2 separate regions of the Homo sapiens genome follow, and region 2 is linked to region 1. A link is an interaction called in ENCODE POLR2A ChIA-PET data of the cell type or tissue named here. Cell type or tissue: IMR-90. All regions are shown on one strand. Each heading gives the region's core, and the rest is flanking DNA. Links, peaks and the distances in the headings are about the cores only.

What was found. Peaks named below come from ENCODE experiments on the same cell type or tissue, not always from the same donor. Only the 100,000 strongest peaks of a DNase experiment are listed, where the experiment ranks them.
Region 2: POLR2A ChIA-PET joins it to region 1 with 11 read pairs; 2 of 35 experiments call an interaction of 5 or more read pairs at or near these places.

Annotation. Positions count from the first base shown.
Region 1 is chr5:68,072,241-68,087,594 of GRCh38, reverse strand. LOC124900990 (a long non-coding RNA gene) reads right to left here and starts at 9,855. Exons shown (of 2, transcript XR_007058800.1): 1 at 9,324-9,855. In IMR-90, for the core only: no CTCF peak of the experiment used is centred there; no DNase peak of the experiment used is centred there.
Region 2 is chr5:68,134,015-68,149,368 of GRCh38, reverse strand. No RefSeq gene overlaps it. Among named protein-coding and RNA genes, the nearest start is that of LINC02219, 48 kb to the left of the region's middle. RefSeq lists an enhancer at 182-231. In IMR-90, for the core only: no CTCF peak of the experiment used is centred there; a DNase peak (open chromatin) is centred at 7,698.

The sequences.
Region 1 (15,354 bases), core at 4,275-12,274:
GATGGAATCTAGAACCATCACGAGCCACTGTACTAATACAGGTAAGACAGGCCTGGGACCACCAGACCTGATGTAGACATTTCCAGGGGCTGGCAAGATGTTGATAGCTGTGGGACTAGGTGTTGCAGCCTTTGCAATTGAATATTTTACAGCTGCATATTTCAAGTCTGGAAACTTCTGCAACAAGTAGTCACAGAACATGTGAAAATTTCAACCCCTAGCCTTTCATACTCCTATAAAAAGGATTTAAACAGACAAAATGGGTAGGCGAGAAGCTAGTCTTATTTTAGGTGTAAGCCCATCTGCTGGTAAAGCTGAGATTAGAATGCTTCATAGAAAAATCATGATTTCAAATTAAGCGGATAACAATGACTCTCTTGTTTAGCAACCCAAATATACAAAGCAGAAGTCATGCTAGATTGAGCACCAAACAGTGATGTGCAAGGAGAAAGCAGAGCCTTTTCGTTCTTTCTTTTTATTAAAAAAAAAAAGTCCTATACAATGATCACATCCATTTCTTTTCAGGCAACTTAACAACAAATGATTAGCACAGACAAAAGAATTGAAGGAAGGAAGAAGCCGAATCCTTGGTGGTGAGTGCAGAAGAGGAATTTGCTCTTGGCAGGGCCCTCGTGATAGAGGAGAAGCTGAGTCAGGGATTCACGGAACAGAGCAATAAACAGATGGCCGCGCTGAGAGCAGTAATGACTGGACTTTCCAATGGCATCAAAAAGGTTTTTTTTTTTGTTTTCACCTCTCAATAACCGTGAACAGATATTTTAAGAAGTGGCAACACGTTAGAAAGAATAATTAATCTTTCCGGCTGAAAATAATTGTAACAGGAGTCTATAAGATCCCGAAAGTAGGAAGCTATACAATTGCTTCCTCAATACGAGCATCTGTTTAACCTTGTAGAGCAGGCACAACGTAATAGTCAATATGCTGCAACCCGGGGACACCCTGTTGGACAAGGCACTGCCCTAGACTTCATGGAACTCACCATGAAACTCCTTGTGAGAGGGACAGAAGCATGAGCATGCATATAGGAAGCCTTCAGTGGCCTCCTTTACTCCCATCCCCATTCACTACTACTCTCTCCACTCCAAGCCTGTGGCAGCTTTGTCCATCTTTCTTTATAGCACAGGTTACATTGAATTATGGCTGCCTGTTTCCTTGGAGCTCCTTAAAGTTATACACTATATTTTGCAGAATACATATTCATTGGCTAGTTAATTAAATTAATGGAAGAAACATATCCCTCAAGGGGATTTGAAACACCATACAAAAATACCTAAGAGTGACAGAGTAAAAATAAATCAGTGCATAAATAAATAAAATCAGTATACAGAGAAAACAGGTTAGAAAAAGTAAGATATATCCAGAGTAAGAAGATACTTCTTTTGAAAAGAACAAGAATGTTAAAATTTGAATTTTTTATAGAGACAGAGTCTCCCTACGTTGCCCACACTGGTCTCAAACTCCAGGCCTCAAGCAATTCTTCCTTGACCTCTCAAAGTGCTGGGATTACCCACCACGCCTGACCGGAAGAAACTCTTAAACTGAATTTTGCAGGGTGGATGGAGGTTTTTGGGCAGAGAAGTGAGGTTAAAGGAATTCTAGGCAGGGAGTTCTGGCATGTACCATGTTTGAATAACGGTGATGCTGGAAGCTGGGGTGGAGGGGGTGCTGATGAGGCTTGAGATTAGTGGGAGCTGCACTGTGGAAGGCTGTACAGAACAAGTTATGGATAGGAATTTATCTTGTGGGAACCTGGGAGCCAAAAATCATCATGATTGGATCCACATTTCAGAAATGTCTCTCTAGCAGCAGGGTGTTGGACAGATAAGAACATAAATTATGGAAGGCTGTCAGTTCCTTCTTTAATATCAACTCTCCTCAAATCTCTCATCATGTTTTCTATGAACATCAGAAGGAGACCTCACCTCTTATTTTGCAATTTTTGAATAGAACAAAAAAAAACTATTTGATGTGAACTTTTTGGAATACTTGGCTGCTCCCTCAGTCAACAAGAAGTACAACCACCCTCAAGTTCATTCCTCCTAGCCAATGAAAGAGGTACCTCTTTTCCTGCCTAAGACTCATTAGTTCACAATATCTGGTCAGGCATGTGGCTTCCCTTCGCTCCTATCTTTTGCCCCTTCTCTGTCCTGGCTCCTTCTTAACCAATAAAGCATACCCTTCCTCAGACCCTAGGTTCCCCTCAGATCATAAACTCTCCTTTTTTCCACAGTTAAGTTGCTGGAGATTTTCTACATTCACAGTCTGTATTTCTTCTCTTCTAAGTCACTCCTCAACAAATTTTTATTTGGATTTGATACCAAATTGCTCTTGCCAAGATTCCAGTAACCTCCAAGTAGCTAAGACTAAAGAATACTTCCATTATTATCTTATTCGACGTGACTGTAGCATTTGAAACAGTTGACTATTGCCTCCTTGAAACTCTCTCTTCCTTCATTTCCTCTTTCCTTTTCCATATAAAAAATATTTTTGTATTTCTATATGGAATACTATGATTAAATATAAATATTGTAATTACAACCCCAGCTTTTTTTGCAGACCTAGAATCCCATGCTTATCTCTTAAATGTTTATGTTTTCTAGAAATACTTCTCTGGACCTGAGAAAAAAGATGGATTAAAGGGACACATTTACGCATTATTAAAAGATGGGTCCACATGAAACCATCATTGGGATGACATTCAATAAGGAAGAAAAAAGAATAATGATACAATCCTAAGGAATATCAATATTCATGAAGTTGGGAAGAGAAATCAGGTAACACAAAGAAAGTGCAAATCAGAGGAGCAGATGGACAAAGTAAAGACAAGCATCAAGAAAGCCATGGATGAAGAGTTTTAAGAGGGAAGTGCCCTTTGGAAAGGTGAAGTACAATAATACATAACAAGCTCACTAGATGTGGCAATTAGGATACCAGTGTGGCCTTTGAGGGGACAATTTCAATGGAGTAGTGAAAACAGAAGAACAGAGAAGCTCCCTTACACCACTTACATGGGCTACTGAGAGAATGGGAAGTTAGCAAATGGAGACATTAATTTTCTATTTCATTTTCAAAAACCTTGGATGACACAGAGGGAGGGGGAGGGAACAATTTGAGTAGGAATAATGTTAAGGGAGGTCCTTGTCTCAATCTTTTCCTGCTGCTATAACAGAAGGCCTTGGACTGGGTAATTTACAAACAACAGAAATTTATTTCTTACAGTTCTGGAGGCTGGGAGGTCCAAGATTAAAGCAACAGAAAATCTGATGTCTGGTGAAAACGCCCTCTCTGCTTCCAAGATGGCGCCTTGTTGCTGTGTCCTCACAGGGCAGAAAAGATGGAAGAGCAAAAGGGACCAATGCTCTGTGAAGCCTCTTTTATATGGGCATGAATCTCATTCACGAAGGTGGAGCCCTCATGACCTAATCACCTTCTAAAAGCCCCATTGCTATCTTTTTTTAAAATTAATTAATTAATTTTTTATATCTGTAGGTTATTGGGGAACAGGTGGTGTATGGTTACATGGGTAAGTGCTTTAGTGGTGATTTGTGAGATTTGGGTGCACCCATGACCCAAGCAGTATACACTGCACCCCATTTGTAGTCTTTTATCCCTCCCCTCCTTCCCACCCTTTCTCCCTGAGTCAAGGCCCCACCTCTCAATACTATCACACTGGTGATGAAATTTCAACATGTGAATTTTGGAAGAACACATTTAGACCACAGCATCCCTTTAGGATAGTGGAGATTTGAACACACTTATAAACCCCAGGCAATCTTAGAAACTGGAAAGAAGTAATCTTACAAAAAATAAAACAAAGTGTTAGTTTATACAGATGTAATTAATAAATAGAGTCCTCCTAAATGGATATTCATTAAAGAATCATTTAAATAAATTGAAGTGCTACCATTTTGCAGGATTTTTCTTTGGTCAATGAATATGACCAAATATTATAAAAATATTTTCTGAGCATTAGCGGGCTTTGTGTATTCAAAGTATTAATGGGATGCAACATCATGAAATGTAAGACAAGTTGGCAAGTGTTGATGTAGTGGGAAGGGTCATGAAATTGGAATCTGGAGACCCATATCTGTCACCGACCAATCATTTAAGCTCTTCAGATCCCTAGTCTTCCATTTCAAGTTGAGGAGAGGAGGTTGGCCAAGATGGTCTAGTCTTCCCTAGGTAATTTTTGGGTTTTTTTGTAATTTTTATTTTAAGTTCTGGGGTACATGTGCAAGATGTACCCCAGATGTGCAGGTTTGTTACATAGGTAAACATGTGCCATGCTGGTTTGCTGCACCTGTCAACCCATCAATCCCTAGGTATTTTGTAAGGGCTCCTTTCAACTCCAGTAAATTTGGTTGTTTCTCAAGCTAGATTTATCTCATTCCAAGGTCTATGGACATATTCTCCTGGGTCTTTGAGTTCACAATGAAAAATCCTGAATTTTATATTTTCATTTTAATAATAAAGGACTAAATTTTTGATAATATGAAAGACAAACCCATGTCTGCTGATTTCAGCACCTGCATTTATTTTTGTATTTACAAATGTATTAAATACATGTAGTTTGGCTTTTTGATATCCTAAAAGGATTTCAAGTAAAATTTAGTAAGTTGGAAAGCTTCTCTAGTTACCTGTGATTGTTTGTTCTATTTTCTTTTTCTTTTTTTTTTTTTGAGACAGAGTCTCGCCCTGTCACCCAGGCTGGAATGCAGTGGTGTGATCTCGTCTCACTGCAACCTCTGCCTCCTGGGCTCAAGCGATTCTTCTACCTCAGCCTCCCAAGTAGCTGGGACTGCAGGTGCGTGCCACCATGCTGGGCTAATTTTTGTGTTTTTAGTAAAGACAGGGTTTCACCATGTTGGCCAGGCTGGTCTTGAACTCCTGACCTCAGGTGATCCGCCTGGCTTGGTCACCCAAAGTGCTGGGATTACAGACGTAAGCCACCTGCCCAGGCTAGTTTGTTCTATTTTCAAACTGATAACCTACATTCTGGATCTACCAATAAATTTATGTTGAATTATTTCATCTCATTAATGACAAAACTTTAATTTTACATCAATAATTTTCAACTAAAAGGTGTTTCCATAAGTTAAGATTTTCATTTATTTCTTTTCTTTTTTTGAGATGGAGTCTCGCTCTGTCACCCCAGCTGGAGTGCTGTGGTGTGACCTGGGCTCACTGCAATCTTTGCCTCTCAGGTTCAAGCGATTCTCCCACCTTAGCCTCCCGAGTAGCTGGGATTACAGACATCTGCCACCATGCCTGGCTCATTTTTTCTTGTGTTTTTAGTAGAGGCAGGGTTTCACCATGTTGGCCAGGCTGGTCTTGAACTCCTGGCCTCAAGCGATCCACTTGCCTTGACCCCCCAGAGTGCTGGGATTACAGGCACAAGCCACCACACCTGGCCAGGTAAGACTTTCATTTCTTTCTTTCTTTCTTTTTTTTTTTTTTTTTTTGAGATAGAGTTTCACTCTCGCTGCCCAGGTTGGAGTGCAATGGCACAATCTCAGCTCACCACAACTTCCACCTCCCGGGTTCAAGCGATTCTCCTGCCTCAGCCTCCCAAGTAGCTGAGATTACAGGCATGCACCACCACGCCCAGCTAATTTTTTTGTATTTTTAGTAGAGATGGGGTTTCTCCATGTTTGTCAGGCTGGTCTCAAACTCCCAACCTCAGGTGATCTTCCCACCTTGGTCTCCCAAAGAAGACTTTCATTTCTTAAGTGATTTAACATATTGATACTTTGACGTGACACCATGGAAATAACATATGGCATCAGTCTTCTAGCCTCAAGGGCTAGAAGAAGATGCTCAGATCAACCCAAGGTCAAAAGACATTTTATTGCTCTGAAGAAACAAAATCTTTGCAGAAATTTGAATGAAAAAATGCGGTGGCAAAATGGAGTTTTTACATTACAAACAATACTACAGGTGCATGGAACTGAAAAGAACCTTTGCCATTAACATCAGTACCCTTTTCACATCAAGCGAGAGGTTTCCATTTTAATGAAACAACCTGGCTGGGCGCAGTGGCTTATGCCTGTAATCAAAGCACTCTGGGAGGCCAAGGCGGAAGTATCGCTTGAGACCAGGAGTTCAAGACCAGCTTACATTAAATTACTTTATTTGATTATTATTATTATTTTGGTTTGTGGTTTGTACTTAATTTATAATTTTATTTTTATTTGATAGTTGTATAAAAACTATAGATATAAGTAAGGGGTTTGTACATGGATTTATGCTTATAGATATTTAAGTAACATTTTGATTAAATAATTTAGGTTACCATGTGTACCTTATTAATTTTTTAAGACATACATATGTAAGCCTTGAGAATCTGGTTTGGATTATACAGCTCTATCTATTTCTCTAAATTCTCCTAAGCTAAGAGTGGGGAAGCAGACAGTATTTGTGGCTGGGGGATGCTGATGGCACACAGAAAAGCCTAAAAATTATGGGGACCTCATGGAAATTGCTTCTCCATGGCCAGGCTCACATCCCCAGACAGGGAAAAGCCACAGGGAAAGGGAGACCTCAAAACCACTTGGCCAAACTGGAGGAAGCTGAATGAATGGGGTAGGTTAGGGTGACAATGGAGCAAAAAGGAAAATGAACTGCACCAATGCAACACTGGGTTTTTCAGGTGTTCAAAGAATCAGGTTTCAAAAGTTAAACATCAATCAGAAATGTACTAAAAGTGGTTTTCGAAAGAACAGTTCAAGGCTGGCATGTTAAATGAAGCAGCCAAGAGGACATTGGACATATTTAGCAATGGTCAGACCCTTCAGAGAGGACAGTGTTTAGTTAACAGCTTCACCATTCAAGAGAGGAGGGAAAACAAAGCCTGATGAAGATAGTGGAAAATGGCATCCAGCAAAAATATGAAAATGGGCTAAGCAAATCTAAGGTGTTTAACTTGGAAAGGAAACATGAAAAAATAAGAACATTTTTCTAGGGACAATTCTGCAAAGGGAGATTACACCAAATTGGTGACTGGAAGTTATCTATCTTACGTAATAATAAAAAAGAAGGCGGCAGGGCGCGGTGGCTCACGCCGTAATCCCAGCATTTAGGGAGGCGGAGGTGGGTGGATTGTGAGGTCAAGAGTTCAATTCCAGCCTGGCCAAGATGTTGAAACCCCATCTCTACAAAAACTACAAAAATTAGCCAGGCATGGTGGCAGGTGCTTGTAGTCTCACCTACTCAGAAGGCTGAGGCAGGAGAATCACTTGAACCCGGGCAGCAGAGGTTGCAGTGAGCAGAGATTACACCACTGCATTCCAGCCTGGGTGACAGAGTGAGACTCCATCTCAAAAAAGAAGGTATAGCTGCATGTTGTGGCTCACACCTGTAATCCCAACACTTTGGGAGGTCAAGGTGGGAGGATTGTTTGAGGCCAGCAGTTTGAGACTAGCCCTGGGCAACATAGTGTGACCTCGTGCCTGTATAAATAAAAAGTAGGACACATCTCAAACAATAGTGATTTAGGTTGGTAACATTTAAGAGAAACCACCTTAAAGGGAGCCTGAGGAGAACTCATGGGTTCTTGACAGAAGGTATAGAGATTGTCCCCAGGAGAGCTGGCAATCTGTTTCTTGAGATACAGTTGTGCCAGGATGAAATCTTAAGCCACTGGCTGTTTCTGTGCTTCTCTAAGAGGAAAAAGAGGTCAGGAGTTGAGAAATGACTGAATCCCAACAGGGCATCAGGAGTGTTAACAGACAGGACTCCAGTCTGGGATGTTGAGGAGGAAGCCACCAGAGTGTGACTTGGCGAGAACCTCCCTGCTGGTAGGAAAGGGATGGGTCAATGAATCCAAGGTGGCCTGCTGAAAAGGGGAGGTCATGTTTGGAGTTCTCAGAGTGGAAGACGCTGTGTATATATTAGGCCATCTTTTTTATTAAGGTCCACATACAGCAAATTAGATTGAGTATTTGCTAATACTTTCTACTCCTAGTATAGAGTCAACCTCTCTGGGGCTACTTCAGGCTCTTCTCCACAAAGGGCTTGGGTGGCGGGTGAGGTGGTATTGTTCCTCCCCCTGCCCTGCCCACCAAGTTTTTAATTCCAGTTGAAGGTCAAAATGCTTTTGTTTCACCAGAGAGCTCCTCAGAAAAAGCACAAAGGAAAAAAAAAAAAAAAAGGACCGGGTAAATGTACCAAAAATTTGGCCTTTTGAAAAGTAGGTTGAGAAATTCTTACTAGTGTATCTCTTACAGTTTCAAGCTGCTGTTTAACCATTTAATCAGTGACAATCTCACAGAGAGACCTGGAAAACATAGACTGGTAAAGTACAACACATTTTGGTGATGCTTTCGGTTCTTAAATGATTCTTTTTTTTTTTTTTTTTTTTTTTGAGACAGAGTTTCACTCTTGTTGCCCAGGCTGGAGTGCAATGGTGTGATCTCGGCTCACCGCAACCTCTGCCTCCCGGGTTCAAGCGATTCTCCTGCCTCAGCCTCCTGAGTAGCTGGGATTACAGGCATGCACCACCACACCCAGCTAATTTTGTATCTTTAGCAGAGACGGGGTTTCTTCATATTGGTAAGGCTGGTCTCGAACTCCCGACCTCAGGTGATCTGCCCACTTTGGCCTCCCAAAGTGCTGGGATTACATGCATGAGCCACTGCACCCGGCTAGGTTCTTAGATGATTATTCTAAAAGTTCACATACTGAGCACAACTCTCTGAGGAGTTTAGAGAGAAAATCATTTCACGGGGATAGTTACTGTGTGAGACATTCTGTGAAAACATTGGAAAATATGACTTTCCTCATGACATTTGCTGTCTCTGACTTTCCCATGGGGAAAATCTGAGGATCAATGAATTCCCATAAAGTGAACCCCACCACCGCCTCCCAGAGGCCGTCTGTCTGGAGATAGGAGTAAGCAAGGACCTGTTTCTGGGAGCAGGCTTTCCATTTGCATGTGTTTTATACTTGGAATTGAACTATGGAGACAGAAAGGCAGGCTATCCCGGCAAAGCTACAATAACATTTTTATTACCACATTTACTTGAAATTGATTGTTTGAGTCCCACTGAGGATATTTTCAATAAACCAAAACTTTGAGAAATTAGAAACAAATCGTTTCTTGAGTAGTTTGGGTCTTCATACTTCGAATTCAAAATAGAACACATCTATCGATCAAATTATTGATTGTTAACTTAATCAATTAAAAATTAGTTTAAGTGCTCACAATCTAAAATGATTTTTGATTTTTTGATGAAGTTTCCTGAGGGCTTTTCCTCCTCATACCTTCAAATGAGTAACAAAAAAAAAAGAGAAGAGTAACTTACCAGCCAGTGACTGTGTGGTGGAGACCTTATCTCGAGCTGTTGCTGCAAGGCAGGAGGGCGGAAGGTGAAGGCAGAGGGTGTAGTGAAAAGAGCCCTGGACTAGAGTAGCATACCTGGGCACAGCTGGGCCTTGAGTTCCTTTCTGCCACTCATCAGCTATGTGGAGTCGACTGATTCCCGTAACCTCTTTGGGCACAAATTTCCCTGTTTGAAAAAGATCACCCCTAAAATCCTACCTGCCATCTCTGCCTAAGAGTCTTTCACTTAGCTCACTTTTACCCGATCCAGTATTGACCTCATCGGCTTGTAGGCTTGTCCCTACAACTTACTTTCCTTCTCCTATCTTCCGGCACAGTGAAGGGAGCCATTGTCCAGCTGGCCATCCAAGAGCAAAGCCACTGGAGCTAACCTAACCTCCTTTGTTTTTTCCTGCTGTAATCTGCCTGTCTCTCAATCAGTTAATCACAAAGTCTGGTCATTTTTCCTTCTGAATATCTCTTGACTCTGCATGTCCGGTCCCAGAGCCCTTGCCTCAGGGCAGGCCGGTATCTTCCTGCCACTGCACTCCTCCCTCTGGACTCATCTCCTCATCTCCCATTACCTCTGTGCAAAACTTAATTAACATAATGTTACCTTTGTGATCTGGCTTCTGGCCCGCCCCATCTGTCAAAAGCTTTCTGCTTTCATTCTGCAGATAAGGGAAGTACTTGGAGCTCTTCAGGTGTGCTGTGCGTGCACTCGTCTCCATACCTGGGTACATACTTCTTGCCAGCAATTTCCGTCCCACCATTTTGGGTCTGAACAAGCCCATTCAGCCTTTGAGAATCCACTAAGGGATTGCCATTTTTTCTGAGCCTTCTGTGCCCTCTGCCCCTCTTCCCCCTTCCCTCAGTCTGCATAGTTGCTCCTCTTCTGAGCTTCTAAACTACCTCAGCTTTCAGGGCACATTGGACTTGCCTGTCCACCAAGTCTATTTGCAGCAGACTCTGAAGTCAACTTATCTTTGTATCTCCTGTAGCTGGCAAGTTTCCTGACACATAGTAGGTGCTGAAGTGTCAGGTCAATGAGTAAAAGTAGAATAAAGAAAGAAGGAGAGCAAGGAGAAGAGGGGAATGAAAGGGAGGGAGAGAGAAAAGAGAAAGGAATGAAAGAAAGAGGGAAGGAAAGAACAAAATGAGCTAACCACTTTCATGATATTGAGTAATAGGATTAAGATTGGGGAGGTAAGAAAGGATTATCTTGAGTGTCATAATGAGGAATTTGGATGTAATCCTCCGAGCAATGGGGAGCTATTGATGGTTTTTGAGTAAAGAGGTAAATTTGTTATTATCTACACAATTCTTTTACTTATTCCTGTCTCTCTCTCTCCCTCTCTCTCCCCACCGCTGCCCCTGTCTTCTTTCTCTCAAACCAGTATTTATTGAACAATTAGCATGCACCAGGCACTGTGCATAGTGCTAGCCACTGGGAGCCCAGAGGTAAGTAAGAAATACGCTTTATCTTTAAGGTTCTTATAGTCAATGAGAGGAGATGGAGAAGGAGACACACACTTGCAATCTTTTGTCAAAGGTATCGTGACTGAAACACGAATAAGTAGAGTGGAGGCTCAAAGTGAGAGTGGTTAGTTCTCACTGGTTAATGTTGAAGCAGAGCCTTCAATGACTGCTGGCTAGATGCTTACCAAACTGGGTCGTTCTTCTTGGGTGCACAGGTGAATTCTATCCCAGCCTTTCTTGCAGATGGGGTAAAGGTATGACTGAACTCTGGCCAATAGTATGTGGGAGAAAATATAAATTCCACATCCACCCCTGGCCCCTAAAAACTCCCATAGGTTTATAGGAATGGGGGGAGGTAGAGTGGCTGATAAGTCCTGAGAGATTCTCTTGATTTTCTGGGCTCAATGTAATCACAGAATAGTAGCAGTGATGGTAACCAGTGTTCATCTAATACAAGCCCTAGTTTTATTGAGGTAAGGAGACTGAGGCCCAGGAAAATGAAATGACTTGGCTACACTTCTCATGAATGGATGGATTCCCAGAAATCTGGGCCCACAAAGAGTTCACCTCATCAGAAGACTTGCCTTTCCTCTAAGCCTTGGGCGGTCAGGAAGCTCGGAACAGACGTTAATAATCAATTGCAATGATTCATTAATTGCTTGTGCCTTGAACAACAAATCTCACGTCCTACCTGGTTTTGTGTCTTACTTTAAATTTTCTTTCTTCTCATCTTTTTCCTTCTTCTCTGTTCCTCCTCCTCCTCCTTTTTCTTCACCTCCTCTTGTTTTCTTCTGTTTTTATATTGTCAGCTAACTGCAAGAAGGGACCAGTTGTCAGTGTCATTGTAGGCACTGTGGGCTTTTCTGTGTCTTTTATGGGAGCTGAGCAGAGCTCCTTAAAGTAGGCTTCAAGCACTGCTTTCTAATGAAATGCACTCTGCCTCCAGGATATAGAGAAGGGAGCCCTGGCTTCTTCTAGTGGTTCCCAGGCAACTGCTATCGCTCAGGGACTCAAGTCAGGGACACTCTGTCACCTGTGCTTCCAGATAGTTTCCAAAGTGGTTGTGACAAAACCTCCCTTTAATTGGTGCTCTCATCTGAATAGGTTTGTGACCTATGGATCCCATCTCTTCTAGATCTTGGAAGGTGCTAGTTGTATGGGTCTTGGCCTAGTACTGAAACTCAGGGTCTCTGGACAATAATTACTGCTTGGATGTGTCCTGTATTCATAAGTGTAGCCCTTCAAAACAGCCCTGACCCTCTGTCCACTTTGGATGACACGAGCAGGTACTGTGATCACTCCCCCAGTCCCTAACAGTGATTTGAGAAACATTTGGAAGAGTAAGTTTAAACTTATCTTTAAGTATAAGATCAAAACTATATCAAGGTATCACTGAGAAGCAGGAGAACTTTCTTTTTCTTGTTTTCACTGAAGTATTCATAGACCCACTTTGAGATTTTCAAAATAACATAAACGTATTAAGGATCTCAATAGAATAGGAGGTGAGTAGGGGCTGGCGGGGAGGGGAAGTGAGGCAAATACTCATCCATAGGAATTAAGAGTACAGTGTTCTTTTTTTTTTTTTTTTCCCTTGGGGTGGGGGAAGTTGTTGTTTTGTAGAAGTTGTTGTTTTTGTAGAATGTCTGAAAGATAAAGAGATAGGAAACCAGATTGGGCAGGGGAAATCAGACAGTGATCCAGAGCTGATGCCTAGAACAGGAAAAGGAGAGGATAGCAGACCCGGCCTGGGAAATTCTCTGGCTGTAATTCACATCTGACAGAGCTTGGCCAACCCAATAGGAAGTTTTGGTGCCAAGCTGGCCTGTGAGGAGTCCACCACCAGCCAGGGCTGATTCTGGGTCCTGATGCTCCACCATGCTCAGTCATTGGCTGGGAGCTGCCTGGAAAGACCATAGCTCAGAGTGACACTGTGGCAGACACTGAAGGCGTTGTCCCTGGAGACTGTCACCTAACAGCACTCCTTGAGGCTGAGTGGCAAGTTGCTTTCCTGAGGGAGGCCTAAGCTGGTACCATAGCTGCCACTGGGTGGGGGTGAATTCTGGAGAATGAGTGGGTGAACACATAAAAAGAGAAGGGGAGAGAGAGAGACAATTTAATTTTTATCAGGAAATGACTATCATCTTTTTCTTTTATGAAAAATAACCACTAGGTGTGCAGATACCTGTGATACATTTAGTTGTAATTAATTAAGCAACAGGATCATATTCAATTTTAAGGGCCTAGAGAGTAGGGTTTGGGATTATTTTACATATCACCTGGGTCTAGAGCAGGGGTCAACAAACCATGGCCTGTGGACACAGACTGACCCACAGCCTGTTTTTTGTAAATAAAGTGTTATCAGAACACAGCCAGGAACATATTTTTCTATACTGTGTGTGGCTTCATTTGCACTACAATGGCAGAGTGGAATATGGTCCTAAAAGCCTGAAATATTTACATTGTATCTGACCTTTTATAGAAAAGATTTGCTGACTCCTTACCTAGTTTAATAGCTGCCCTCCAATTATCTCCTGTATGTGATTGGCCTGATGCCCAGCCTGAGGACAATTGCGCAATTAATTAGAAGCCTCTGAAAACTCCTTCTAGCCCAGTTGATCACCCATGTTGTTATAATGGTAGGGAGAGGGGTAGGGATAAGAGTAGGACACTTGGAACTTGATTTGCCACAATAGTCACTGCTTGAGTCTATGGCTTTAAGTCATAGTTAAAGTGATCATTAATTATATGTGAAAGGGTGACGTATTCAATTACTATTATTCTGCAGGTTTAGTTTATCAGATTAGCTACCAGGACTAAATTAGTGAGATTTGAGGATTGGGATATAGGTGGGGTGAGAAGCTGAGGTTTAGGCTTGATTCTTCAGGAGAGGACACTGGGATTCCAGGCTAGAAACCCATTAAGAGTGAGGAGACGAAATAGAGTAATCATTTCCTATGACAGTAAATTATGATGATGGGCAAATCCTTTCATTCAACAAATATTTACTGAGCATGTGCTATGTGCTGGGCCCTGCTCTAGGTGCTGGAGATGCAGCAGTGATCATAACACAATAATCTCTTTTCCTGACTTGTGCCTATGTCAACTTAATCTACAAGCAGCTTGTCTCCTGTGATCAACTGCCTATGGAAAAGATCAGGCTAAGAATGTCATTTAAAAAATGGCTTTCATTTCCAATAATCCCACAGTGAAACACAATAGCTTTGATAGATAATCCCACAGTGAGGCACATTAGCATTGATGGAAAAGTCAGGAAAAGGAGAATTTTTGTCTGTTTTGTTTACCTAGAGCAAGGCCTGGCACATAGTAGGTGCTCAATAACTTGTTGAATGAACACATAGCCACATCGTAATCTATTGACAGGCAATACAGAGGCATTTGCCTGCAATCCTGGTGCAACTTACAGTCCACTGAAAAGGACAGACAATAAGCAAAATAAATAAGAGAAATACATAAGATAGTGTATATAAAGTGATGATTACTAGGGAGAAAAAATAAAGCTGGGAAGTGGGATATGATGTACTTGTGTTTCGGGGTTGAAGGAAGCACTGACATTTTATGTGGTGCACCAAGGCATGACTCCTGAGAAATTGGATTAAAGAAGGCCAGGCACAGTGGCTCATGCCTGTAATCCCAGCACTTTGGGAGGCCGAGGTGGGTGGATCACCTGAGGTCAGGAGTTCGAGACCAGCCTGGCCAACATAGTGAAACCCTGTCTCTACTAAAAATACAAAAATTAGTCAGGTGTGATGGTGCACACCTGTAGTCTCAGTCACTGGGGAGGCTGAAGCAGGAGAATCACCTGAACCCAGGAGGCGGAGGGTGCAGTGAGCCAAGATCATGCCATTGCACTTCAGCCTGTGTGACAGAGTGAGACTCTATCTCAAAAATAACTACAACAAAAAAAAGTTGGAGTAAAGAGAAGTGGGTCTGTTTTTTCATGGGCCTCTCCATCAGCCTCTTCAACAAAACACACAAAAAATTAACAACAAAAAAAACGCCACAAAACATACAAAAAATTAACTTAAAAAACCCAAAACACACAAAAAATTAAAAAAAAAAAAAAAGAGAGAGAGAAGGCTGGGCACGTTGGCTCACACCTGTAATTCCAGCACTTTGGGAGGCCAGACTGGCGATCACCTGAGGTTGGGAGTTCGAGACCAGCCTGGCCAACATGGAGAAACCCCATCTCTACTAAAAATACAAAATTAGCCAGGCGTGGTGGCACATACGTGTAATCCCAGCCACCCGGGAGGTTGAGGCAGGCGAATCGCTCGAACCTGGGAGGCAGAGGTTGTGGTGAGCCGAGGTCATACCATTGCACTCCAGCTGGGCAACAAGAGTGAAACTCCGTCTCAAAAAAAAAAAAAAAAAAAAAAAAAGAGATTGCCACTTCAGACATGTTGTGCAAAAAGAAAATGTATAAAAAATGGGATGAATGCTGTATTTTTTTTAACCTGTGGCATCATCAGATATAAAATGCAAAGTAATAGCTTGGGAGATTTGTGAATGTCAAA
Region 2 (15,354 bases), core at 3,005-11,004, 63 kb before region 1:
GCAGCAGATGTGAGCCATGCAGGGGAGACAGATAGAGATAGAGAGAGAGAGAGAGAGAAAGTTTTGTGAGGTCATTAGTCCATTTGTGCTGCCGTAACACCAATACTTGAGACTGAGTCATTTATAAACAATAGATATTTATTTCTCACAGTTCTGGAGGCTGAAAATCTAAGATCAAGGTGCTGGCAGGTTTGGTGTATGCTGAGCATCTGGTCTCTCTGCTTCCAAGATGGTGCCTTGTTGCTATGTCCTCACATGGTGGAAAAAGGAAGGGCAAGAGAGGCACACACTCTCTGAAACCTCTTTCTTTTTTTTGTTTGAGATGGAATTTTGCTCTTGTTGCCCAGACTGGAGTGCAATGGCGTGATCTTGGCTCACTGCAACCTCCACCTCGTGGGTTCAAACGATTCTCCTGACTCAGCCTCCTGAGTAGCTGGGGCTACAGGTGTCACCACACCCGGCTAATTTTGTATTTTTAGTAGAGACAGGGTTCCTCCATTTTGGTCAGGCTGGTCTTGAACTCCAGCCTCAGGTGATCTGCCTGCCTTGACCTCCCAAAGTGCTGGGATTTGAAACCTCTTTTGTAAGGGCATTAACCCATTAGTTAAGGAGGAGATATCATGATTTAATCACTTCACAAAAGACCCTACCTCTTAACACTACCATGCTGGAGATTAAGTTTCAACATGTATTTTGGAGGAAGCACACATTCAAACCAGAGCAGTCATGCATATGCACGATAGTCGATGCAGATGGGCACGAGACTTTAGCAGTTAAAAGATGAGGGTGAACTGCAAGTTTCCCAGGAGGAAGAATGGCAGAGTGCTCCTAAGAGTACATCATTGTATGCATCAGGGGAATGCAGGTGAGATATCTCCATCGGTGAGGGAGATGCCTCCAAAAGGCAATAACAGTGTTCCTTGAGTAGGAAGACCAGCCATCCTGTATTGCCCAGATCTTAGGGTGTTTCAGAGACATGAGACTTTCAGTTTTAAAACCAAGAAAGTCCTGGGAAACCCGGGGTAAGTTGGTCATCCTGCCACTAAGTTAAAATGTAAGCTTTAAATACTTGTCATACCTACAGAGTGTAAAGCTATCTTAAGACAGTAGAGTCAAGTTCTTACTTTCAGGCTCTCTTACTTCTTGTCATTTCACCCTGGAATGGTGAGAAACGACTAGCAGAAATGTCCAGCTAGAAAAAGCAAGCCTTACCTGGGGGAGGAGTGTAAGAATAACTTTGAGTTGGCAGGTTTGACTATGACATGAGACTGGGCATTTTAATTTCTTAATTGAGATGAAGTCGGTGATCTAAAGTGATATAAAAGTGTGTATTTCTCAAGTGATTAGAAAAGTTATAAAACTTTCTGAATTTTCATTCAGAATCGGGAGAACTTCCCCACTGAGTATATTTTAGTGGGTCAATGGGACACAAAATAAAGTTGCTTTGTGATTTCACTCCATGAGTCATTCTTATTCAATATGTTAGTTTTATATTTGTGGGTTTAGAAAAACCCACCAAAGTGCAGCATGTTACACGTCTTACTCCTCTTTACTTTTCCCACTTAACACAACATACTTCAGAGCTTATTCTACGTCTGACAGATTAGGGGACCTTCTTCTCTTTTAATGGTTACATGGTATTCCAAAGTTGGATGTTCCATGTTTTATTGAACTAGTTCCCTCATGATGGGTATCTAGATTATTCCCAGGTTTTCCTATTAAAATCAACTGTCAGTATCAATTTCACATGTCTAAACATAATCTAGATGTGAACATTCATTTCAATTTTTTTTTTTTTTTTTGAGACAAGGTCTCACTCTGTTGCCCAGGCTGGAGAGCAATGGAAGGATCTTGGCTCACTGCAACCTCTGCCTCCCAGATTCGAGCGATCCTCCTGCCTCAGCCTCCCAAGTAGCTGGGACTACAGACACTCACCACCATGCCTGGCTAATTTTTGTATTTTTTGGTAGAGATGGGGTTTCACCATGTTGGCCAGGCTGATCTTGAACGGCTGACCTCAAGTGATCCACCCGCCTTGGCCTCCCAAAGTGCTGGGATTACAGGTGTGAACCACCATGCCCAGCCTCATTTCAATTTTTGTTATTATTCATGAATTGTCATCCAAAGAAATTGTGCTAATTTACCATTCCATCCAAAAGTGTATGACAGACTGCATATTTCCCCACAAACTCACAACAGCCAATCTGATAGATGAAGAAAGGCATTTGATAGTTTAAATCTACATTTTCCTTGTTCTTTTTATTCATGTATTTATTTATTTATTTTTTTGAGATGGAGTCTCACTCACTCGGTAGCCCAGGCTGGAGTGCAGTGGTGCAATCTCAGCCCACCACAACCTCTGCCTCCCAGGTTCAAGCAATTCTTCTGCCTCAGCCTCCCAAGTAGCTGGGATTACAGACTGCTGCCACCTTGCTCAGCTAATTTTTGCATTTTTAGCAGAGATGGGGTTTCACCATGTAGGCCAGGCTGGTCTCGAACTCCTGAACTCAGGTGATCCTCCCTTTTCTGCCTCCCAAAGTGCTGGGATTACAGGTGTGAGCCACTGTGCTTGGCCTAAATCTACACTTTTCTCATTATGAATGGTATTTTATGTGCTTAAGAGCCATGTGTATTTGCTTCTTTGGAACTGTGTCTTTAGTTGTTTTCCTGATGGGTATTTGGATTTTTAAAAATTGATTTTTAGGAAATATTTAAATATTAATATTAAGAAAATTGGCCATTTTTTATGTTTCTACCAGTATTTTTACCTAGTTAATAATTTTTCTATTCATCTTGTTTATGGTATATTTTTACAGGAAAATTTTGACTTTTATGTATTCTAATTTTTCAGTTAAAAATACTTTCTAGGTTTTGTGTCATAGTGAAGCAATTAATGCTCTGAGATTATAAAACCATTTTATAGTCTGGGCGCGGTGGCTCATGCCTGTAATCCGAACACTTTGGGAGGCTGAGGTGGGCAAATCACCTGAGGTCGGGAAGTTTGAGACCAGCCTGACCAACATAGAGAAACCCCTTCTCTACTAAAAATACAAAATTAGCCAGGCATGGTGGTACATGCCTGTAATCCCAGCTACTTGGGAGGCTGAGGCAGGAGAATTGCTTGAACCCAGGAGGCAGAGGTTACAGTGAGCCAAGCTCTCATCATTGCACTCCAGCCTGGGTAACAAGAGTGAGACTTCACCTCAAAAACAAACAAACAAAAACATTTTTTAATTTATTTTGGTATTTTTATTTATTTTTTACACTTAAATCTTTGATTTCTCTTAAACATATTTTTAATGTAACAAGCAAGGCATTGACTGAATGTTTTTTTTCTCAAGTGACTACCCAGTTCTCCTTACACCATTACATAAATAATTTTAATTTTTCTTCGCACTGATTTGTAATGCTACTTTAATCATAATTTGATTCCCTAAAGAATGTGATGTCCAAATTAGGTTTTATAGCTAAGTGTTATGAAACTATTGTGGAACAGATAACCCCAATACTATTTAAACTCATCTGAATAGGAAAAAAAAAAAAACATAACAATAAAAGGATTTTTTTTTTTTTTTTTTGAGGCAGAGTCTTGCTCTTTCACTCAGGCTGGAGTGCAATGGCGCAATCTTGGCTCACTGCAGCCTCCTCCTCCCAGGTCCAAGCGATTCTCCTGCCTCAGCCTCCCAAGTAGCTGAAACTACAGGCGCCCCCCACCATGCCCGGCTAATTTTTCTATTTTTAGTAGAGATGGGGTTTCACTATATCGGCCAGGCTGGTGTCAAAAGCCTGACCTTGTGATCCACCCGCCTTGGCCTCCCAAAGTGATGGTATTACAGGTGTGAGCCAGGGTGCCCGGCCAAAGGATGTTTTTAGGGAGTAGCTCACATGTATTCCTATTTCTCTTTTACAAATTAGCCTATTTGATTTTTTCCCCTTTCTTTGGGAGTCAATTCTAAAAAATGACACATTTTATCCAGATTTTTATTTCTACTTATCTGGGGCTGAGTTTATTATTTTTTGTATTGCCTTTGTAGTGTGATTATTTTTCATTCATTTGTTCTTGAATATATTTTTGCTTGCTTAATTTTGTTCTTTATTTTTATTTTATTTTTTCAACTTTTATTTTTGATTCAGGGGGTGCATGTCCAGGTTTGTTACCTGGATATAGTGTGTAATGCTGAGGTTGGGGTATGAATCATACCGTTACCCAGGTACCAAGCATTGTACCCAGTAGTCAGTTTTTCAACTTTTGTCCCCACCCTGTACCTTTAGTAGTCCCCAGTTTCTATTGTCCCTGTCTACGTCCATGAGTATCCAATGTTTAGCTCTCAGCTTATAAGTGAGAACATGCAGTATTTGGTTTTCTGTTGCTGAGTTAATTCACTCAGGATAATGGCCTGTAGCTGCATCCATGTTGCTGCAAAGAACATGCGTTAGTTCTTTTTTATGACTGCATAGTATTCCGTGGTGTATATGTATCACATTTTCTTTAATCCACCATTGATAGGCACCTAGATTGAGCCACATCTTTGCTATTGTGAATAGTGCTGTGATGAACATATGAGTGCATATGTCTTTTTGGTAGAACAATTTATTTTCCTTTGGATATATACCCAGTAAAGGAATTGCTGTGTCAAATGGTGGTTCTGTTTTCAGTTCTTTGAGAAATCTCCAAACTGCTTTTCAAGTGGATGAACTAAGTTACATTCCCACCAACAGTGTATAAACATTCCCTTTTCTCCACAGACTCACCAACATCTGCTGTTTCTTGACTTTTTATTAAGTCATTCTGAATGGTGTGAGATGGTATCTCATTGTGGTTTTGATTTGCATTTCTCTGATGATTAGTGATGTTGAGCATTTTTTCATATGTTTGTTAGCTGCTTCTATGTCTTCTTCTTCTTCTTTTTGTTTTAGACAGAGTCTCGCTCTGTCGCCCAGGCTGGAGTGCAATGGCACAATCTTGGCTCACTGCAACCTCCACTTCCCTGGTTCAAGCAATTCTCCTCCCTCAGCCTTCCAAGTAGCTGGGACTACAGGCACTTGCCACCATACCTGGCTAATTTTTGTGTTTTTAGTAGAGACAGGGTTTCACCATCGTGGCCAGGCTGGTCTCAAACTCCTGACCTCAGGTGATCTACCTGCCTTGGCCTCCCAAAGTGCTGGGATTACAGGTGTGAGCCACTGCACCTGGCCGTTTCTATGTCTTCCTTTGAGAAGTGTCTGTTCATGTCGTTTGCCCATTTTATTTATTTATTTTTTATTTCCTATTATTATACTTTAAGTTCTGGGGTACATGTGCAGAACGTGCAGGTTTGTTACATAGGTATACATGTGCCATGGTGGTTTGCTGCACGCATCAATCTGTCACCTATGTTAGGTATTTCTCCTAATGCTATGCCTCCCCTAGCCCCCCACCCCCCGACAGGCCCGGGTGTGTGATGTTCCCTTCCCTGTATGCATGTGTTCTCATTGTTCAACTCCCACTTATGAGTGAGAACATGCGGTGTTTGGTTTTCTGTTCTTGTGTTAGTTTGCTGAGAATGATGGTTTCCAGCTTCATCCATGTCCCTGCAAAGGACATGAACTAATTCTTTTTTATGGCTGCATAGTATTCCATGGTGTATATGTGCCACATTTTCTTTATCCAGTCTATCATTGATGGGCATTTGGGTTAGTTCCAAGTCTTTGCTATTGTGAATAGTGTGGCAATAAACATAGGTGTGCATGTGTCTTTATAGCAGACATTTGCCCATTTTTTAATGGGGTTATTCATTTTTTGCTTATTCAATTGTTTAAGTTCCTTATAGATTCTGGATATTAGGACTTGGTCCGATGCTTAGTTTACAAATATTTTCTCCCATTCTGTAGGTTTTCTGCTCACTCTGTTGATAGTTTACTTTGCTGTGGAGGAGCTTTTTAGTTTAATTGGGTCCCACTTGTCAATTTTTGTTTTTGCTGCAATTGCTTTTGAGGAGTTAGTCATAAATTCTTTCCCAAGGCCAATGTCCAGAATGGTGTTTTCTAGGTTTTCTTCAAGGATTCTTATAGTTTGAGATCTTACATTTAAATCTTTAATCTATCTTGAGTTAATTTTTGTGTATGGTAAAATGTAGAAGTTTGATTTCATTCTTCTGTATATGGTTAGTCACTGTCCTAGCACCATTTATTGAATGGGGAGTCCTTTCCCCACTGCTTATTTTTGTTGCCTTTGTTGAAGATCAGATGGCTGTAGGTATGCCGCTTTCTTTCTGAGTTCTCCATTCTGTTCCATCGGTCTCTGTGTCTGTTTTTATACCAGTACCATGCTGTTTTGGTTACTGTAGCCCAGTAGTATAGTTTGAAGTCAGGTAGCACGATGCCTCCAGCTTTGTTCTTTTTGCTTGGGATTGTGTTGGCTATTTGGGCTCTTTTTTTGGTTTCATATGGATTTTAGAATAGTGTTTTCTAGTTCTGTGAAGAATGACTTTGTTAGCTTGATAGGAATAGCATTGAATCTGTAGATTGCTGTATAACTATTGTAATGATATTGATTCTTCCAAACCACGAACATGGAGTATTTATCCATTTGTTTATGTCATTTATGATTTCTTTCAGCAGTGTTTTGCAGTTCTCCATGTGGAAATCTTTAATCTCCTTGGTTAGATATGTTCTGAGGTATTATTTTTTTGTGTGTGGCTATTGAAAATGGAATTATGTTTTTTTTTTGGCCCTCAGCTTGAGTGTTATTGGTGTTTAGAAATAGTACTGATTTTTGCTCATTGACTTTGTATCCTAAAACTTTACTGAAGTCATTTATCAGTTCCAGAAGCCTTTTGACAGAGTTTTCAGAGTTTTCTAGATATAGAACCATAACCTCCACAAAGAGAGATAATTTGACTTCTTTTCCTTTCTTTCTCTTGTCTGATTGCTCTGGCTAGGACTTTTTTTTTTTTTGAGTCTGAATCTCACTGTCACCCAGGCTGGAGTGCAGTGGTACAATCTTGGCTCACTGCAACATCTGCCTCCCAGGTTCAAGCGATTCTCCCACCTCAGCCTCCCAAGTAGCTGAGATTATAGGTACCCACCAACATGCCCAGTTAATTTTTGTATTTTTAGTAGAGACAGAGTTTCACCATATTGTCCAGGCTGGTCTCAAACACCTGACCTCAGGTGATCCTCCTGCCTTGGCCTCCCAAAGTGCTGGGATTACAGGTGTAAGCCATGGTACCCAGCCCCTATTTTGCTTTTGATAAGATTAGCTAATGGGGCTGTCTCAGAAAAAAAAAAAAAAAAAAAAAAAAAAAAAAAAAAGACTAGCTAATGGGCTCTCTTTTATTGTTTTTCTTGTTCTTGGCTTTATTTATTGATTTTATAATACTTTTGGTTTTATAATTAATTGACTCATGCTTTTATTTTCACTTAGTCTTTCCTTGGGTTTCTTTGATAGTTCATTTTCTAAATTTTTGAATTATGTACTTACTTCTTTCTTATTTATTAATATTGTTAAAACAATTAATTGGGAGGCCATTAGGCTGAGATGGTGCCAGCGCCTGGGGTTCCTATGTAGACAAACCAAAACCCAATCCCATGTACATAGTAAAATGAAAGTTACACTAGTTACACTTAACCAGTCAGAAACTGCCAACCGACCTCTAAGTAGGGACTTTCCACTGGATCAGACCCAAATAAGACAAATACCGAGCTATAACCAATCAAGTAATTTGATTATTTTGCTTCTCAATTCAGCCTATAAAGGCCTGCAGCTCATGCAGGTTCAGTGGAGCTGTCTCAACCTCTTCCGGTTTTGAGTGTTCCTGATTCATGAATCATTTAATGCTAAAATAAACTCTGTTAAATTTGTTTTGTCTAAACTTTTCCTTTTAACTACATAAATATAAAATTTCCTCTCAGCATTGCTTTAATTATATTCCATAGATTCTGCTATGTTGTGTTTTATTATCTGCATTTTTCAGTTTCTGATTTGACTTATTCTTTGTTACAAGAATTTTTCAGTTTCTGGAATGTAGGGTATTATTTTTCTTGCTTTGTTTCATTTTCTAGTTTTTAACATTAAAATCTAGTTTATTTGTGATCAGGCAACTGAAAAAAGTGCTTAGCAGGAGAAACATCTTTAAATTTCTCTGAAGGCTAGATATCTCTGGAGTGAAAGTGTGTGTGTGTGTTTGCATGTGTGTATGTGTGTACATGTGTGCAGGGGCAGAGTATGGTGGGGGAAGAGATGCTGTAAGAATTTCTTGTTCAGAATCACTTCCTTGACCCCTTTTCCTCTTCCTTGAGGAGAACATGAAGAGAGAAAGGAGGTTAGAAAAGGGGTGAGACATGTAGAGTGGTTGTTGGTGCAACAACAGTGGATTTAAGGGTTGACCAGGTAAGGCTTTTGTAGTGACAGGAACTGAATCTCTGGAGACAGGCTTAGTACTGTTTAGCTAACCACTAGGCTTTCATGTTGCTGGTGGGGGAGTTGAAGGGGTTTTGGGCAAGGCCAGAGTTGAACTGCTCCACTAGAAAAGGTTGGTAGACATATGCAAGGGAAAAAAATAGAAGAATCAGCTAGAAGCAGGAGAAATCCGTCAGGAAAGAATCAAAATGTTTCATGATATTGTGATGAGTTCTACTCTGTGGAGGATGATTCTCTGGTTTTCTTCAGAGTCTTCAGTAAAAGATCAATTTTTTTTTCATTGTTGTGTGGTGAGGTTGGACCTTTTGGAAGGACTTATCATTATCAGCTGGGGATGATTTCAGATTGTCTTAGGGGTGAAAGCGGAGGCTGTCCATGGAAGCTACTTTGCCTGGGTGAGGCATTTAAGATCTTGATATAAAAAATGTGGACCTGTAGCCCAAGGCATGAGGGAAGAGCTCAGAGTGGAGGGCTGTGAGAACCTGAATCTGGCTGCGGTTTTCCCACTTTCTGTGGGCTACGGGGGAGACTGCTGACATTGTTTTAATATTGTTAAAACAATATTTTAACAGTATTGTTTGAATATTGTTGAAGATCTCAATTCTTCAGGAAAAAAATTTATGTGATAATAGCTTACCCTCCATCTCTTTATGAAATACTGCAAGAATTCAGAGCTCTGGATAGGGTCGATGCACCTGGGTTTACTGCTGACTCTGCTATTTAATTTTGACCTTGGTCAAGTTACCTAATCCTTCTAAGAATCAATGTCCTCCCATGTTAAATTAGAATAATAATGTTGCTTGCTTCACTGAGTTGTGGTGATGATTAAGTGAGATAATCCAAATAAACTTGTTTATCAGAGTGCCTGATAAGCAGCATATGCTCCCAACCACTGGTATCTTAAGCAAGCAAACTGCTAAATGAAGGAATAAATGACCAAGAATACAAGGAGACCTGGTCCAGGCTGAGTGAGCATGGCTTAGCCTTGTAGTCGTGGGCAGTTCATTGAATTGATCTTGTCTTCAACCTCCTGATTCAGTTCAACCCTTAATTACTCAGAAGGTGTTCTGACAGACATCACAAGTCACAACACGTCTAGTCCTCTGTTTCCCATTTGCAAAATGATAGGGTTAACTAGTTGGTTTTTAACATCCCTTTCATCTCTAACTTTCCATGATATCATTATAGTTATTACCCTCAACATCTGTGACCCTGGGCTCAGTCATAAATTCTGCTCCTAATTATCCATGCTTCAGGCCAGCAAACAAAAAACTAAACAAACAAAAAAAATACAAAAAAACCCCCACAAAACCCCAGTGCTTTTTCACTTCTGGATGTCAGGCAATATTCACATTAGCTCAAATAGTCAAACATAAACACACCTGTGATGGTTAATATTAAGTGTCAACTTGATTGGATTGCAGGATGCGAAGTATTGTTCCTGGGTGTGTCTGTGAGGGTGTTGCCAAAGGAGATTAACATTTGAGTTAGTGGACTGGGAAAGGCAGACTCACCCTCACTCTGGGTGGGCACAATCTAATCAGCTGCCAGCCAGGCCAGAATAAAAGCAGGCAGAAGAACATGGAAAGACTACACTGGCTGAGTCTTCTGGCCTCCATCTTTCTCCTGTGCTGGATCCCTCCTGCCCTCAAACATTGGACTCCAAGTTCTTCAGCTTTGGGACTCGAAACTTCGACCACAGACTGAAGGCTGCACTGTCGGCTTCCCTACTTTTGAGGTTTTGGGACTCAGACTGGCTTCCTTACTCCTTAGCTTGCAGATGGCCTATTGTGGCACCTTACTTGTGATTGTGTGAGTCAATACTCCTTAATAAACTCCCCTTTATATGTATGTCTATCCTATTAGTTCTGTCCCTCTAGAGAACCCTGACTAATATAACACCCATACACATTTCACTTTTCTGTATTTTTTCCAAGTTTCCTTTTAAAACTGATACCACTGATATCATCACTTTAAGAGCTTATAAACTGGATGGCCCCTAAGATCCATAGTCACTGAAAAAAGGATAATATACTTGCAAATAAATCAGGGTGGACTATAATGAAAATTGTTGTATGTCCTCTCTTGAATTAGGAGGTAAAGGTATGGTACAAACTTTGATGCCAGACAGACCTGAGCTTAAATGGTAGCTGATGACACTTACCAGCTGCATGAACTTGGACTACTTAATCTCTTCAAATTTTAGTTTTTCATCTGTATAATAGAGCTCATGAGATGATCCAAGCATATTGTTGAGAAAATTAAATAAAATAGTGATATAAAAGGGTTCAGCAGGCACAGCGCACATTTCTTTCTTCTGTCTTATATGGCAGCCATAGATTATAAGATGTGTGCATCCAGGGGCCAATGACCTTGGCACTCTGAGTTTTTGATCTGATACTACAACCAAATGGCAATCTTATGTTTGTTGCTAAATTAAAAAAAAAATCTTTAAATTGAAAAACAGAAAGTTACTTCCGTAAATTAGGTCTCCAGTGGTTATTCACTGCAGTGTTATTCAGCATTTTGAAATTCTTTGACCTGCCCTGAATTTCTAATTATCCCATGTCATGCTACCTGAGGAGGAAGTGCTTGTGAGCTCTCCTGGGAAGGCTATGTGTGTTGGGGAGAGGACAGGAGGGCAGTAAGACTCCGAGGACCTGTCCACATGCTGGCATGAAGGAGATGGTGGGAGAATATGATGGTAAAGAGGAAAAATGAGAAGGTGTGAATGAAGGAGGCCAAAATGCTGTTAAATAGGAAAGTAAACCTTATTTGCTTTTCATTTGTCATTTTGCTCTGTCCAATTGGTAGTAGATATTCTAACAAACAGTAGAATCTTTCAAATACTGACTAGAGAGAGGTTATTTTCAGGCTTGAGGGCGTGAAAAAGAGAAGCAAAACTAAATAACTGAAAACCAAACAACCAAGTGCTGATTAACCGAGAGCTGGCTCTAAAAAGAATGAAAACATCTGCTGGCTTTGTTGAAGGAAAATACCAATCCCTTTGGGTTTTTACTGCAACAAATCCTGTTCACAATTTTATGTTTGGGAGTGATCCAGGAAAAAAATGACCTCTCCCTTTCTGGTAATGAATTTCTCTTCCCTTTTGAACTTTAAATATGTTAATTTAATCCCCAGATGGTCACCAAAAAATATGTATTGACATACTATAGATCCTGATGTACAGCTTGAGGCCTTGCTTCTACCCTGCTACTCCAATTCTCCTGCTTCTAAACATAGTGCTCATGAAGAGGAAGGTTGCCTGGCCAGGCCCAGCCCAGTTCAAGACTGTCCCTCCAGTGTTTATAAGAATTTTGCCTTTTTGTCATAATGTCCCTTCACTGACTTGAAGCATTCCTGACACACCAACAATTTCACAGATTGGTTAGGAACAGAAAGTCAGTGGAATGGTATCAAAACCACATTACTGGGCTTGAAATCACCAACATTTGGAACACATTATCCTACAATATGGTAAATACCTCCCAACTGTGAATTTATTTATTTACTTATAAAATAATTCAAGTATCTCCTCTCATAAGAAAAAGATACACAGTAGATTAATCAATCTTTTTATTTTTTTTTTTGAGACAAGATCTCAGTGTTGCCCAGGCTGGAGTGCAGTGGCATGATCACAGTTCACTGCACTGTCTTCACTTCCCGGGTTCAAGGGATCCTTCCACCTCAGCCTCCTGAGCAGCTAGGACCACAGGCATGTGCCACAATACCCGGCTAATTTTTATATTTTTTTGTAGAGACAGGGTTTCACCATGTTGTCCAGGCTGGTCTCGAGCTCCTGAGCTCAAGTGATCCACCTGCCTTGGCCTCCCAAAGTGTTGGGATTACAGGCTTGAGCCACTACGCCAGGACCATGGTAGGTTAATCTTAAAACAAACAAAAAAAGCATTGTCTGAGCTTGACTCTGTGAGCAGTACTGAAGATGCTTAGAAGAGTCTGTGCTCCTGTTAATACTGATCGTCATTGCTTCCCAATGTCTAGTTAGTTAGAAGCAGAATCTGTGCAAGGTGGGGAGTCATCTTTCTAATCTTGGACTCATTGGCATTTATTAAGTTCTGAGCCCTGTACTGGAGGGGTGGGGGGAGTCTAGAAGCTATAGGAGATCTTATCTGTCTTCAGCAGCATCCACACCTGCTCTCTTTACCATCCGGAACCCTCCAAATATGCAAGTGGGCTAAAGCTGCACATGTAGAAATCATTATGTGAACGCTTGAGCATTAATATAAGTACTTATCAAAACAGCACGGCTGGGCCTGGTGGCTCATGCTTGTAATCCCAGCACTTTGGGAGGCTGAGGCTGGTGGATTGCTTGAACCCAGGAGTTCAAGACCAGCCTGGGCAACATAGGGAGATCATGTCTCTACAACAATACAAAAATGAGCTAGGTGTGGTGGCTCATGCTTTTTGTCCCAGCTACTCAGGAGGTTGAGGTGGGAGAATCACTTGAGCTTGAGAGGCAGATGTTGCAGTGAACTGAGATCGTGCCATTGCACTCCAGCCTGGATGATAGAGCAGGACTCTGTCTCAAAAAAATAAATAAATAAATAAAGTATATGAACATCTAAGGATGCATTAGAACCATTTGCAAACTTAATTCCATGAACGAAGTTTTACTGAACAATAGCTTTGTGTAGGCAGCTGTGCTCAGAACCATAATAGGATGCACAGATGATAAGTCATAGATCTCCCTTCAATGAATCCATAGCCCGGAAGAGCAGATTTTTAAATCCCCAAAATATTAAGAAATTAAGATCCCTCAACTACCTAATTCACATAGTTTTGGGCACTTCCTATATCCAGTGATGACTTTCATATTTTGTTGATCTCGCTGGCTCTCTTCCTATTTTATTTGTTTTCTTCCTTGCTCCACAAGTTTTGGAAATGGCTTATAACAAGAAGGCATGCCATAAAATAATGATACAATATTACAAGAAAAAAGAAAGCATTGTCATCATTATAGGTGTCTTCAAATCCTGCTGGTCCACTTTTTCAACAAACTAGCCTCAAGATTCTGGCATCTTCAACAGTTTATGTTCTCTCTGCCTCAGTTACCCATTCTCCTTGATAGATCCAACCTTGGTCTTACCAAGAGGAGCTCCACCTCCTCTAATATCTTAAGCTCTCCTTTATCAATTGTTAACCAACTTTCTATCCTTTCTGTTCTCTGCCTCTCATGACCCCAGTGTTTGTTATTCAACCTCATTCTATTTCAATACACCAGCCCTTTAAATGCTCCTTTCCCTTCCCATTGAATATCCTCACCTGTGGCTTGTTTCCTTCCTTATCCAAACTAAATATGGGCTGTGTCTCTTGAACCACTGTCTTTCTGCTGCACCTGTCTCTCCAATTTCCACAAGTGGATCATCCTGATTCTCTGCTGTCTCTTACTTTGGTATGTCACTCCACTACTTATTGCTGCCCCTGTACATTCAGGGTCTCCAAACCCAGACTGGTCCTCAGAGTGCTCTGTGTCCTTTAAAAAATTGCCTTTTTCAGATCCCCTCTCCTTCTCTACCGGGGCCAGACTTTCACTACTCTCTTCAAGCTACCCTCCCCATCTCCTCTGCACCTTATTTCATAGAAAAAATTAAAGCCGTCATGTATGATATCCCCGAAACCCAAGGATTCCTTCTTATGAAATATCTGCCTTCTCACTATCCCTACCTCCACACCTTCAGCTGCAGTAGAAAAGGTGTTCCTTCCCTGAATAAAGTTTATTCTTCTGGGTTGCTGAAGCAGTTTTCATGAGGAAAAGGGAGGTTTCCACGTGTCAGCTGGAATCCATGCTTCTGCATCCTCTCCCTTTAAGGTCATTGCTTGGGTAACTATTTCCTAATATCTACCCTTATAATTGGATCTCACTGTTAAATCTAGGCGCTCCTTCATGGGCTCATTATTTAAAAATCTGGGGGCAAGTGGTAAGATTTGTATGATGAGATACAAATGTGCTAATTTCTTGACTACCTTATTCCATATTCTATTTTGGATTCTGCATTGCTAACGTACCCAGGACTTACACTTTTTATTTAATTTCTTTTTTCGGTTTCCTGTTAGTTCTTATCAAACTAGGATTTAAGAGAACAAGGTTCACATTTACCCATACATGGAACAATCAGGGCCAATATCAACAATCTGTTGACAGGAGAACAGGAGAGAAGGTGCTCATAAAAGTTAATAAAAACGGAGCTTCAGATGATCCTCAACAAAGGAAAATGATCTGCAGAAACAGGAAGCTCTTCATTCCAAATCAATTTATTTTGACAATATTAGATTATATATACAAACTGGCCTGACTCAGGGTTTTTTCATATACTTGCTAAGTCTTCCGTAGAGGAATGGCCTTTGGGGAAAAAGCACCCTGAGTCAAGCTAGCCTAGGTAAAGCCCCACCCGGCTCAGTGCCAAGCCTGGCATTCAGCACTCTGAAGATGATTACCCAAGCCATCAGGTACACAGAATTTCTGTCATTCAAATGATGATCACTAAGCCAAACTTCTGAACCATCTCAGGGAGAAAGATGTAACTCTAAGTTTACTAAGCTGGCGCCACCAGCACTTTTGTGGTGGATACACGATTGCTCAGCAGGGGTCCTGCCTCCCTTCACCAAGATGCTTCTGCATAGCTGCAGACCTTGCTCGTGCTCAGCCAGAAAGAACTGAAGCCTTGGGAAAGAGGAGTTTAACACAGAATCCATGTCGTGGGCATTTGCGAAATCTCCTGCGAGACACTCCCGCAGACAGAAGCAGTGTAGTGTGATTCATGTTAGGGAGTCAGGCAATCCTGGGTTTGAATCAAACTTCAGATCGTTCTTTAAGTTTTGGTTTTCTTATCTGTAAACTGGGGATAATAGCAATATTTGCCTTAAGAAGTTGCTTTAAGGGTTAATTATAAAGCCCTCAGCTTTATAGATAACACTCAATGTTTAGTGTATTG